Regions from separate parts of the Homo sapiens genome. Here region 2 is linked to region 1. A link is a loop called in an ENCODE intact Hi-C map of the cell type or tissue named here. Cell type or tissue: heart right ventricle. All regions are shown on one strand. Each heading gives the region's core, and the rest is flanking DNA. Links, peaks and the distances in the headings are about the cores only.

What was found. Peaks named below come from ENCODE experiments on the same cell type or tissue, not always from the same donor. Only the 100,000 strongest peaks of a DNase experiment are listed, where the experiment ranks them.
Region 2: it touches region 1 in a loop (4-fold over the local background); 3 of 110 quality-filtered maps call a loop at or near these places.

Annotation. Positions count from the first base shown.
Region 1 is chr10:4,660,419-4,663,236 of GRCh38, forward strand. The region is part of intron 1 of MANCR (mitotically associated long non coding RNA); the gene reads right to left. It overlaps LINC00705 (long intergenic non-protein coding RNA 705), which reads left to right. Exons shown (of 3, transcript NR_015425.1): 3 at 1,281-2,001. Among named protein-coding and RNA genes, the nearest start is that of LINC00705, 5.7 kb to the left of the region's middle. RefSeq lists enhancers at 919-1,902, 1,903-2,818, 2,269-2,818, 2,739-2,818, 2,759-2,818. In heart right ventricle, for the core only: no CTCF peak of the experiment used is centred there; DNase peaks (open chromatin) are centred at 1,563 and 2,352; H3K4me3 peaks cover 1,366 bases; H3K27ac peaks cover 2,500 bases.
Region 2 is chr10:4,282,343-4,285,160 of GRCh38, forward strand. No RefSeq gene overlaps it. Among named protein-coding and RNA genes, the nearest start is that of LINC00702, 40 kb to the left of the region's middle. In heart right ventricle, for the core only: no CTCF peak of the experiment used is centred there; a DNase peak (open chromatin) is centred at 1,779; H3K27ac peaks cover 2,455 bases.

The DNA of each region.
Region 1 (2,818 bases), core at 89-2,588:
CCCTAATGTCTACTATATAGCTGTTTATAGGCATCCCAAAATCAATCAAGAAGGTGTGCCTGACACTTTGTAGATTTCTTGAAAGATTTCCTTTCTCTGCACATCTCTATCTCCCTCTCTCCCTCTCTCTGAGTCTCATCCTCCTCTTCATTCTTTTCTCTTCTGCCCCTTCCCTCTCCATGCTATCTCTTGCTCTTCTCCCTTCCTTACCCTCTCTGTCTCTCCCCATCTTTACTCATTATGGCTACTTTGCCTGACTACTCTTGAGTTATTTCGACTTGGACTAGAAAAGAAAAAATGAGAGCCAACAAAATGGAACAAAGAATTTGCCCTTTCTCCTGAACATTAGCATGTTTGGTGATTTATGTGTAGCTTTCCTAGGATAATATGAGACTCATGTTTACAGGGAACATGGAAATCTAGGAAACAGAGACAGAAGTCACCTTCCTTCCCCCCCACTCCCTCCAATTGCATCACTGTACTGGACCCATGAATAGACACCAAGGGGGCAGGCGCGGTGGCTTCCGCCAGTAACCTCAGCACTTTGGGAGACTGAGGCAGGCAGATCACCTGAGGTCAGGAGTTAGAGACCACCCTGGCCAACATGCAGAAACCTCTTCTCTACTAAAAATACAAAAATTAGCTGTATGTGGTGGGGCACACCTGTAATCCCAGCTACTTGGGAGGCTGAGGCAGGAGAATCACTTGAACCTGGAAGGCAGAGGTTACAGTGAGCAGAGATCACACCACTGCACTCCAGCCCAGGAGACAGAGTGAGACTCCGTCTCAAAAAAATATAGACAGCAAGAGCCCACTGTGGGTTAGGCTCTGTGCCTGCTGCCAGAGAGTCTCAGGGCCAAACGTTAGTATTCAGTGGCAGAGGTGAATAAGTGACTCGATGGACAAAAGTCATATTATAGCAACTAAACTACTTTACATGCTGGAAAACAACCAGATTTTGCTCATATTACCTTAAGAGATCCAAGTGTTTTTGTGAACAAAATAGCCAAGAACACAGTGCTGCAACATCTCCTTTTTAGCGAATTTACCAAAGGTGTATGCCAGATAAGAATATGTATATAAGGTCACTTTATATTTGGCAGTGGCTATGCAAATAATTGTAGTTTTGATATGAATTGATCACCGTAGCAGTGACCTCTCCTACTCTGTGGCCATGCGTGGATGTGAACTCTGTAAAGAGGGAGAGAACTAAAAGCATCAGGGCTGGCTGCTCGACAGGACTCCTCCACTCCGTTTGTGTTTCCTTTTCTTTCTTGCAGAAGAGCCGTCCTCTGGCAGATATGTGAAAGAACTGCCTATGAGGAGCGAGAGGCTACTTCGCACACCTCGCAGCTCAGGTCCCCGGAGACGGCTTTACAGGCACACAAGCCCCTCTCCCAAGCCATCTGCCAGGAGCCCCATGAGGAACACAGCACAGCGCCTGCATCAGAAGCCCATGGGTTTGCCTATCACATGTCTTGTTTTCTCCTGATCCGTGGCTCACAGGCTCAGTGTGACCCAACCTCCTAGATTTCCCCATCAGTGCTATTTGCAGTGCCCCCAAGCACTTTCCTCCACTCCAGTCCCTGAGCGCATGCCAACGGCCCTATTTTCAGCCACCCCTCTCCATGCCTCTTGTCTGTCTCTAGCTGACAAGCAGATTATCTCTTCTGTCCACTTTGTTTGCCAATGTACTTTGGCACCATTGAATTCCAACACATGAAGTAAACTGAACTGTGTACAACGCTGAGCACACACGTGGTTTGGAGAGCAGCCCCTTGTCAGGATCCAAAATGTTCCCAAGCCTTGTTGATATTTGGGTCACTGCAGATCTCTGAGTCCCCCTTCCTTTTTAATCTTCTTCCCCTCAACTCATTCTCAATTTCTCTCTCTGAAACCACCTGTGAACACACTTATGCATTCAAATAGATGCATACTGTTCATGCTTATATTTTTCTGTAACCGTCATATCTAATAAATACTTATCATCCAGGAAAAAAATGTTGTTGGGCAATAATAACATGCTAAATAATGGCAAGTCCATTATCATATTTTTGTAGCAGTATTTCCTTTACTTGTCACACACACTTGATGGAAAACTTCAAAAAGTTAATTTGAAGCAGTCTTTTCAGAAAACAAAACTGAGTAAAATCATTTACCATCGTTCAAAAGAGCAGTCCCCAATATTAACAGTAGCAGGGACCCATTTTGTCCACGGATGTGGTAGGTGGGGGATGGTTTGGGGATGAAACTGTTCTTCTCAGGCATTAGATCCTCATAAACAGCACCATCTAGATCCCTGGCATGCGCAGTTCACAGTAGGGTTTGCACTACTGTGGGACTCTAATGCCGCAGCTGATCTGACAGGAGGCAGAGCTCAGGCGGTTGTGCCCAATTGCCCACCACTCACCTCCTGCTGTGCATTCCTTACAGACCACGGACCAGTACTAGTCTGTAGCCTGGGGATTGGGGACCCCAGATTTAAAACGCTTTTTTAAAGATTGGCACAAGTATGCCTGTTTTTGCTGTAATTATATTAACTGCATATCTGTACACTATCCCGACTAGCCTGGCTTTTATTTCTGCTTCTTCACTTTGGTGACTTCTGTCTCTGTTTCCTGGATTTCCATGTTCCCTGTAAACATGAGTCTCATATTATCCTAGGGAAGCTACACATAAATCACCAAAGATCCTAATGTTCAGGAGAAAGGGCAAATTCTTTGTTCCATTTTGTTGGCTCTCGTTTTTTCCTTTCTAGTCCAAGTCAAAATAACTCAAGGGTAGTTGGGCAAAGTAGCCATAATGAGTAAACACTTAA
Region 2 (2,818 bases), core at 221-2,720, 380 kb before region 1:
AGTCCTGATGGTGAAACCTCCCTATGTCAGGGCGTCAGGCGTTGGGCTGACCCTGACCCTTCTGCCATCTCCCTTAAGCTCTACCCTTGGTCTAGACCAAATGAACGTCATAGCATCTCCCCCACTTTCCTGGCCCTAAGTTGCAAATTTATCCTGTAGGAATGCATGTCCTCCTTCCTTAGGGAACACTCTTCCTTCAGAAATATTATTTCCAGTTTTAACTGGATCTTCAGGATGCGGCAGGTGTTAACTTTTGCAGAGGCAGAACCCGTGACCACATCTGGCTCAGGGATCTGGGGACCCAATGTGCCTGCAAGCAGAGACAACAGGCCAGCAGCCTGAGGAGAAACAGGCAACAGTGGCTCTTTATGGCTGCACCTTGTTTTAGGGGTCTTTTTCTATCATGGGTAAGTGCACAGGCCAGCGAGCAGTGGGCACGATCAACAAGATTTTCAAGATGCAAGTGTATGAGGCAATGGATGCCCCATTTACCCTGATGTGAATGTTCCACCTTGCATGCCTGTATCAAAACTCTGGTGTGGCTATTCTACATTGCATGCCTATATCAAAACACCTTGTTTATCCCATAAATGTATACACCTTCTATGTACCCACAAAAATTAAAAATTAAAAAAAATAAAAGATCCATCATCTCAAACAAACACACAACAACAAAAAAGGCAACTGCAGCTCCTTGAGGGCCAAAGGCGGGGCCCTTCTGCTCGAGGGACCCAATTTCCCTTGATAAAGCGCACACACTTTGTAATAATAGAAGACAGCATTCACCATGTATCACAATGATGCTGTCCAGTGGCTTTCAGTTTTCTATGGCAAATCTACAATTTTTTTTATTAGTGTCTAGAGAAGCAAGTAAATATTAACTACTATTTTAACATTATTGGATGCACTAGACCTCATGGAAGCACCAAAGATTTCACGTTAGATGTAGACTTTAGTATAAAGAATAAGACTTCTTTAAAGTACTATCCAAGGGAGTTTAATTACTAAACTCCCTTTTAATTACTAAACCCTTTGAAAAAGAAAAAGACCATCACCAGAGGTTCCAATGAGAGTCCAAGTGGTGTTAGAGTGCAGTTCCACTGGGACATTTCTGAGCAGTTTGAAGAGAAGATAAAACTTCAGTGCTACATTTTATGACCCTGTTGCCTTTCACTAAAATGAAGGCATTACTATATTACAGGTATACTTAGGCCTTGAACTACATACAAAGGATTTTTACTGTATTTTAATTTAAACATTGCTAAAACTACAAACAACATTATAAACAGAGAAGTCTATAAGGTTGTACAAAAACAGAATGCGGGTGTAAAATACCCTTTGTTTAAAACCTCAGATTGGTCAAAATCTCTTTTTGATGTTTTCATATTCTCAGATTTGGGGTATGGAAGACTCCATGTCCTACACTAGCTGTGTACAACTTGGAAATATTAATTACAGTTCAGACTTTTTTCTTTTACTTTAATGGAAGCCTTATGTATGTGAGATTTTCCAAAAATGTGAGACTCTCCCTGTCTTCCCTTCCCCTTCCTCTCATCCCTTTTGGAATCCATGCAAAAACACTTCTAAGTACAGAATGTCCTTTTCTTTAGCACAGTCAATTTTTCCTAATGACCATTTATATAAACCTTGGTAATGTTGAGAACAGAGAATTCCTGCAGTATTATAAATAGCTTGTGAGAACTCTGCCCTCGACCCGATTGCACCGAGGGAGTAAGTGTTTCTAATTACTGCATGCAGCTGGTGACCTACAACCAGCACACCCTAGCTTGGCCATTCAGGTTCCACGCAGCTGGTCAGCAGCCACAGCCTGTGTCACACACAGATCCTAGCCCCAGTGACACACCATTGATGGGGGAAGCCCAGATTTTCCAGTAGGAAAAGTGGTGTTCACCAAATAAATGAATTAACCAGGGTAAAAATGTCCACAAGAAAAGCCCCATTCATCACCACGTTAGGATACAGAAATGAGAAAGTATCCCTGTAAAGTTGTCTTTCTAAAACCACATTTGCACAAAGCACTAGTGTATTTTCATTGGGCTGTGAATTCCTTAATTCTTTAGTATTGGGCAACGATGCAGAAATGTCCCCCAGGGTAACAAAATATGTTACCAATTCTCAAATTACAAGCTCAAAATAAACGTACATTTTCTAAAAATCTTGATAGTTCTTTCTGTTTCACTGCTTTCTCTTTCTCATCAGAATTGAGTCCACCACAGATACAACACTGTCAGGCCTTAGCATTCCCATTCCATTCTCCACAGCATCTTATCACCACACCTACCAGTTAGTGATACGTATTCGCTTTGTAAGCAAACACGGGCATCTGAAAAACTCCTACTGCCTTGATGTGAGCGACTGAATATCAATGATCTTGCCACTAACATAATAACAAGCAGGTTATTCTAGGCCTAACGATTCTGCCAGTTAGTCCTTTGCCATGATGAACTGGTGGTGTAGTTCCATTGTACATAGTCAGGGAGCTATTCACATTTTCAGGTTTAAACATATATTAATATAAACTTAGTTCTAGGTTGAATCATTACCATTAACTTATTGTGACACATGTACTTTGCTTTTTTGTTGTTCTTGTTTGTTTGTTTTTGTTTTGTTTTGTTTTGAGACAGAGTTTCGCTCTGTCGCCCAGGCTGGAGCGCAGTGGTACAATCTTGGCTCACTGCAACCTCCGTCTCTCAGGTTCAAATGATTTTCCTGCCTCAGCCTCCCGAATAGGTGGGACTACAGGCACGCACCACCATGTCCAGCTAATGTTTGTACTTTTAGTAGAGGCGGGGATTCA